Linked DNA regions of Homo sapiens: region 2 is linked to region 1. A link is an interaction called in ENCODE POLR2A ChIA-PET data of the cell type or tissue named here. Cell type or tissue: Caco-2. All regions are shown on one strand. Each heading gives the region's core, and the rest is flanking DNA. Links, peaks and the distances in the headings are about the cores only.

What was found. Peaks named below come from ENCODE experiments on the same cell type or tissue, not always from the same donor. Only the 100,000 strongest peaks of a DNase experiment are listed, where the experiment ranks them.
Region 2: POLR2A ChIA-PET joins it to region 1 with 8 read pairs; 1 of 35 experiments calls an interaction of 5 or more read pairs at or near these places.

The regions. Positions count from the first base shown.
Region 1 is chr16:71,536,284-71,539,194 of GRCh38, reverse strand. CHST4 (carbohydrate sulfotransferase 4) reads right to left here. Exons shown (of 2, transcript NM_001166395.2): 2 at 447-2,535. The coding sequence starts at 2,517. The coding sequence ends at 1,357. Among named protein-coding and RNA genes, the nearest start is that of CHST4, 11 kb to the right of the region's middle. RefSeq lists silencers at 1,297-1,366, 1,215-1,509. In Caco-2, for the core only: a CTCF peak has its summit at 1,312 (motif pointing right); a DNase peak (open chromatin) is centred at 1,334.
Region 2 is chr16:71,889,491-71,892,401 of GRCh38, reverse strand. It overlaps a transcript of ZNF821 not described here. Among named protein-coding and RNA genes, the nearest start is that of IST1, 4.6 kb to the left of the region's middle. In Caco-2, for the core only: no CTCF peak of the experiment used is centred there; a DNase peak (open chromatin) is centred at 1,531.

The sequences.
Region 1 (2,911 bases), core at 1-2,500:
CCCAAGGACAGCACCAGTGGCAAGAGCAAGTGGCATACATACTCTGCATTTGTGGAAGAATCACCTTTCTTAGAGCAAGAAGGCGAACAGTGTTGCTGCCTGGTGCAAGGTGCGCTAGTGCCAGGCTAGCCATGGAAGAGTCACCAGAACTCCAGCCCCCATACTGGGGGATTCTGATTCTAGCAGATTTGTGGTAGTGCCTGGCAATCTGCATTTTTTAACAGGTGAAATTCTATTGTAAAACTAGATCTGGGGGCTCCTGCCGAGATCGGGAGTAACAACTTTTCTTATTAGGAGAAGTGGCCAGGAGGAGCTAAATAGCACCAGTCATACTAGAACTGAGGTCCTCTGGCTGAGGGATCAGAGTAAAAGAACTCTCTTCCCAGACCCTAGGGTGACACATATGGCGTTATCACAACTTATACCTCACACAAGAAAGAAAGGGCTTAGCTGCTAATTGTCTATTTTCCACCAATTCTTAAGAGGGTATAGACTTAGTTCATCATCTGAAACCAAATATTATCTTAGCAATTTTCTGTATAAATGGGTGATAGATAATAGCAAAGGTGTTTTAAAAAACCAATAAAGATGATTACATCTATTCTTAGCTTAGGATCCCATAAAAATGAACATTTACTGCTAATAATTAAGAAGCATAAAAAGGGACATTCTAAACAGAACCTTATTTGGGAATTTTAGTATTAACAGATGGCAGCTTCACAGGTCAAAGTCTTCTATGTGATGGGAAAATGCAGAGGGGAAGTGATATTCAAATGCAGCCCAGGCACCCTGTGAACTTAAGAGCTTGCTCTTTTGTGCAGAGATTTTGTTTCATATTTCTGATTACCGATAGCTGTGATGGTCAAGCTCATAAGTAGGCATCCAACCTTGTTCCCACTTCCTTCCTTGAATCCACTGGGAACTCCAAGGGCTCAGAATTTGCATCTCTGTGGAAAATGCTGGTGAGCTCTTTGGTGAAAGATCCATTCCCCATTGGGCAAGATGTGGACAGGGAGGTTTATGGATCAATTCCACTGATACTGTGTCGTGCTTAATAGGCCTCCAGGCCACAAAGTCTCTGAAGTCTGCCCAGACAGGAAGATCAAGAAAAGAAGAAGAGCAATACCCTGTTTCACTGGTGGGATGTGCTGCTCACATAAGGTTCCCCAGTCTGTTTTCTAGACACAAGCATGGACACAAAAGTCCTTCTGCTTGAGCACGTGTGGACACAACTCACACTCAGTGTGATACCCACAGACATGTAGTTAAGGCTCAGAGATGTAGGCAAGGCTCAGAAGCATTCAGAGAAAGTGACTGAGGCTGACACCAGGTGGCAGCAAAGCCTTCTCAACCCTCTTAGTGGATTTGCTCAGGGACAGTCCAGGTAGACAGAAGATCCAGCAACAGGTTTCTCTGTTCTTGTTCAGATCTGACGTGGCGGTAGCCCAGCAAATTCATGGCATCGCCACAGGCTTTCTGAAGTCGAGAAACCTTTTCATAGGGCAAAGACCAGCGCCAAGCCTGGGAGACATTAAGGGCATCCCTGGCATTTGTGTGGAAAGCGTGGTCACCCATGCCCTTGCCTCGGGTGATGTTATGCACCCAGGTCTGAAGATGGGGCAAGAATTCCAATCCCACGAATTCATACATTCGGGAAGTCTGGGCCACAGGGGCTCGAGCCAGGTCCTCATAGCGCACAAGCAGGTAGCGTTCCTGCAGGGCCTTGGGCAAGGACTGGATGGTCTTGTAGATCTCCAGCTGGCTTTGGCAGATGACCTGCATCACATAGTAGGGTTGGTCCTCCTTCTTGAGTTTTTGCTCATGCTGCCCCATCACAATGCGACTGTCAATCATGAGATCTCCCTTTGTGCGTTCTCGGGAACGGAACACGGCCCGGGGGTCCCGGACCAGGTGCACGATATGCAGGTTGAGGGAGGGGTCTTTCAGCAGCGGGTAGAGGGACTGCAGGTTGAAGAAGCGCACCTCCTTGAGCACCACGTGGCTGTAGGAGCGGCAGGCCTTCTCCACCACCTCAAAGGGCTGTTGACTGCACAGGAGCCTGCAGTGAGCCCGGGGGATGATTTCATCTTGTGGGATGATGTCACAGGCAGGTGCAGAACACAGGGCCCGGCTGTTCTCCCACTGAAAGAGGCTGGACTGTCTCCGGGGACCAGGTTCCATGTAGGCATCAAAGACGCTCATGTCGCACAAGAAGACGGCCCGTATCAGATCCCGCACAGCCATGTGCAGCATCCAGGCGGTGCTCTGCTTGAAGGTCATCCACACGTGCCAGGCGGGCTCCATCAGGTAGAAAACATCTGGGTGCTGCCCAAAAAGCTGCCCCACAAAAGAAGAGCCAGAGCGCCAGGAAGACAGAACCAGCACGTGCATGCGCTCGGGCTGTGCCTTCATAGACAGGGAGCTGATGTTGTGGCTGTACATGTGGAAGAATAGAGCCAAGATGGCCATCTGGGAAACCAGAAACAGCAGGAGCTTCATTTTTTTAGGCAGTAGCATTGTGCTGAAGTGGAAGACCTTTAAGGAACAAACAGAAAGGGTGGAGTTGGGCTGCTGTTTTATTGTTTGCCTTCTATTCCCCTTCTGGCCAAAGCCACCTGCTCTCTGACCCCCTACCAAGGAGCAACATGGAAAGCCAGAGGATTCGTGCCAACAATGGCACCAGTCCTTCTCCAAATCATTTCCTGTCCCTTACACTTAGTGTGTTGATATGTTCTCCTTCAGGGTCTTTAATTCCTCCTTCCTGGTCTTTCTAAACCAAGCCACGTTGCCCATTGGTTTACCAAAAATATCTGAACTCAACCATATTTAATCAACATAAGGAAATGTCTCCATCATGGTGCCCTGATGACAAGGATGTCTTCAGACAGGCCACCCAGGGGAGGCGTCACCT
Region 2 (2,911 bases), core at 206-2,705, 350 kb before region 1:
CCAGCTACTGGGGAGGCTGAGGCAGGAGAATGGTGTGAACCCGGGAGGCGGAGCTTGCAGTGAGCCGAGATCGCGCCCCTGCCCTCCAGCCTGGGTGACAGAGGGAGACTCTGTCTCACAGACTGAAAAAAGATAAGCTAAAAGTATCATTGAGCCCCACCTAACTAAAAGCGCTAAAGGTGACATGATTCTTTTTTTTTTTTTTTTTTTTTTTTTTTTTTTTGAGACGGAGTTTCTCTCTTGTTGCCCAGGCTGGAGTGCAATGGCGCGATCTCAGCTCACTGCAACCTCCACCTCCCGGGTTAAAGCGATTCTCCTGTCGCAGCCTTACAAGTACCAAGTAGCTGGGATTACAGGCATCCACCACCAAGTCCAGCTAATTTTTTTTTTTTTTTTTTTTTTTTTTGAGACGGAGTCTCTCTCTGTCGCCCAGGGTGGAGTGCAGTGGCTCAATCTCAGCTCACTCCAACCTCCGCCTCCCGGGTTCAAGCGATTCTGCTGCCTCAGCCTCCTGAGTAGCTGCTACAGGCCTGCACCACCACGCCTGGCTATTTTTAGTAAAGATGAGGTTTCACCGTGTTGGTCAGGCTAGTCTCAAACCCCTGACCTCATGATCCGCCCGCCTCAGCCTCCTAAAGTGCTGGGATTAAAGGCGTGGGACACCACGCTTGGCCGATTTTTTGTATTTTTAGTAGTGATGAGGTTTCACCATGTTGGCCAGGCTGGTTTCGAACTCCTGACCTCAAGTGATCTGCCGGCTTCGGCCTCCCAGGGTGCTAGGATTACAGGCGTGCGCCACCATGCCCAGCCGACATGATTCATTTATTCGTTTAGAAAAATTGCTTTCTACTCGGGAGTTGTAAAGATTTAGCAATCATCACCTGTGTCCTGGGCTTTAACAAAACCTACCTGTCTATTTAGATCCTGTAATATATCAACTGTGAATTGTACCCCAACAAGCCAATTATTCGAAACAGTATCTCTGAGGGAATTAAAAAACACAATATTATCTCTGTCCCTGGCTGAACAGACAAGTTTCATTCAGAAGCTAAACATACTGAAAAATAAACACTGTTTCCCTTGAAAATCCAGTTTTGCTGTTGGGACAAATGTTAACACATTACATTTCTTTGGTAACTAACCAGGTACTTTTTTTGTGTAAATGACTATAACTAGTAGCTGTAACTAAAACCAGACACAGTGTTTGAGCCCAATAAAATAAGAATCTATAACAGGCCTGCAAGCCTTAATCAGCCAACCTGTTTTGTGTACAGCCTCTCCAGCTAAGAATGATTTTTATATTGTTAAAAGGTTAAAAAGCAGGAAGGGGCTGGGCGCGGTGGCTCACGCCTGTAATCCCAGCACTTTGGGAGGGTGAGGCGGGCGGATCACGAGGTTAGGAGATGGAGACCATCCTGGCTAACACAGTGAAACCCCGTCTCCGCTAAAAAATACAAAAAAAAATTAGCTGGGCGTGGTGCGGGCGCCTGTAGTCCCAGCTGCTTGGGAGGCTGAGGCAGGAGAATGGCGTGAACCTGGGAGGCGGAGCTTGCAGTGAGCCGAGAATGCGCCACTGCACTCCAGCCTGGGTGACAGAGTGAGACTCCCTCTCAAAAAAAAAAAAAAAAAAAAAAAAAGCAGGAAGGGGAGGAGCATGAATGTGTGACAGTGACTTTATGTTGCCCACAAATCCCAAAATATTTACTATGTGGTCCTTTATAGAAAAAGTTTGCTCACCTGTAATCCCAGCATTTTGGGAGGGTAAGGCAGGGGGATCACTTGAGGTCAGGAGTTCGAGACCAGCCTGGTCAACATTGCGAAAATCTGTCTCTATTAAAAATACAAAAATTAGCCAGGTGTGGTGGTGCACTGTAATCCCAGCTACTCAGGAGGCTGAGGCAGGAGAATCACTTGAACCTGGGAGGCAGAGGAGGCTGCAGTGAGCCGAGATTGTGCCACTGTACTCCAGGCTGGGAGACAGAGTGAGATCCTGTCTGAAAAAAAAAAAAAAGTTTGCTGACTTCTGCATAAAAGTACTACACATTGTGTAAGAGAAAGAAGGGAAAGATGATGGGCATAGAGTTATTTCCTTTGTTTTAACTATTAACATTTAGACTAAAGAATATACAATGAAACAAAAAAAGAAAAAGAAGAAAAACAATAAAAAAAAGAATATACAAGGATATAGGAACTGCTCTGGACATCTTCCTAAAGCCTAGGAAAAAAAAATCAAGATCACTTGTTAAAGAACCCATGAAACAAGTCTTCAGAAAACTAATTAATGTCACTAATTAGGGCTATATACAAATATTAACTTATCTTTGTGGCATTTTACAGTTTACAAAGCACCTATAAACACATTATCTCAATTTCAGGCTGACATTTCTGTGAAGCAGCTGCAGGTCAAAAATCATTTTTTTGTTTTTGTTTTTGTTTTGTTTTGCCTGAGACAGGGTCTCGCTCTGTTGTGCAGGCTGAAGTGCAGTGGTGCAATCATGGCTCACTGCAGCCATGATCTTGGGCCCAGATGATCCTCCCACATCAGCCTCCTGAGTAGCTGGGACTATAGGCACATGCCATGCCACCATACCTGGGTAATTTCTTATATTTATTTGGTAGAGATGGGGTTTTGCCATGCTGCCCGGTCTGGCATTATCAGGTCAGGTTTTTTCGGGTTTTCTTTTGTTTTTGTTTTTTTGTTGTTGTTTTGTTTTTTGTTTTGTTTTTTGAGACAGAGTCTCACTCTGTCTCCTAGGCTGGAGTGCAATGGCATAATCTTGGATCACTGCAACCTCCACCTCCCAGGTTCAAGTGACTTTCCTGCCTTAGCCTTCCAGGTAGCTGGGATTTACAGGCATGCACCACCACACCCGGCTAATTTTTGTATTTTTATTAGAGAAAGAGTTTCACC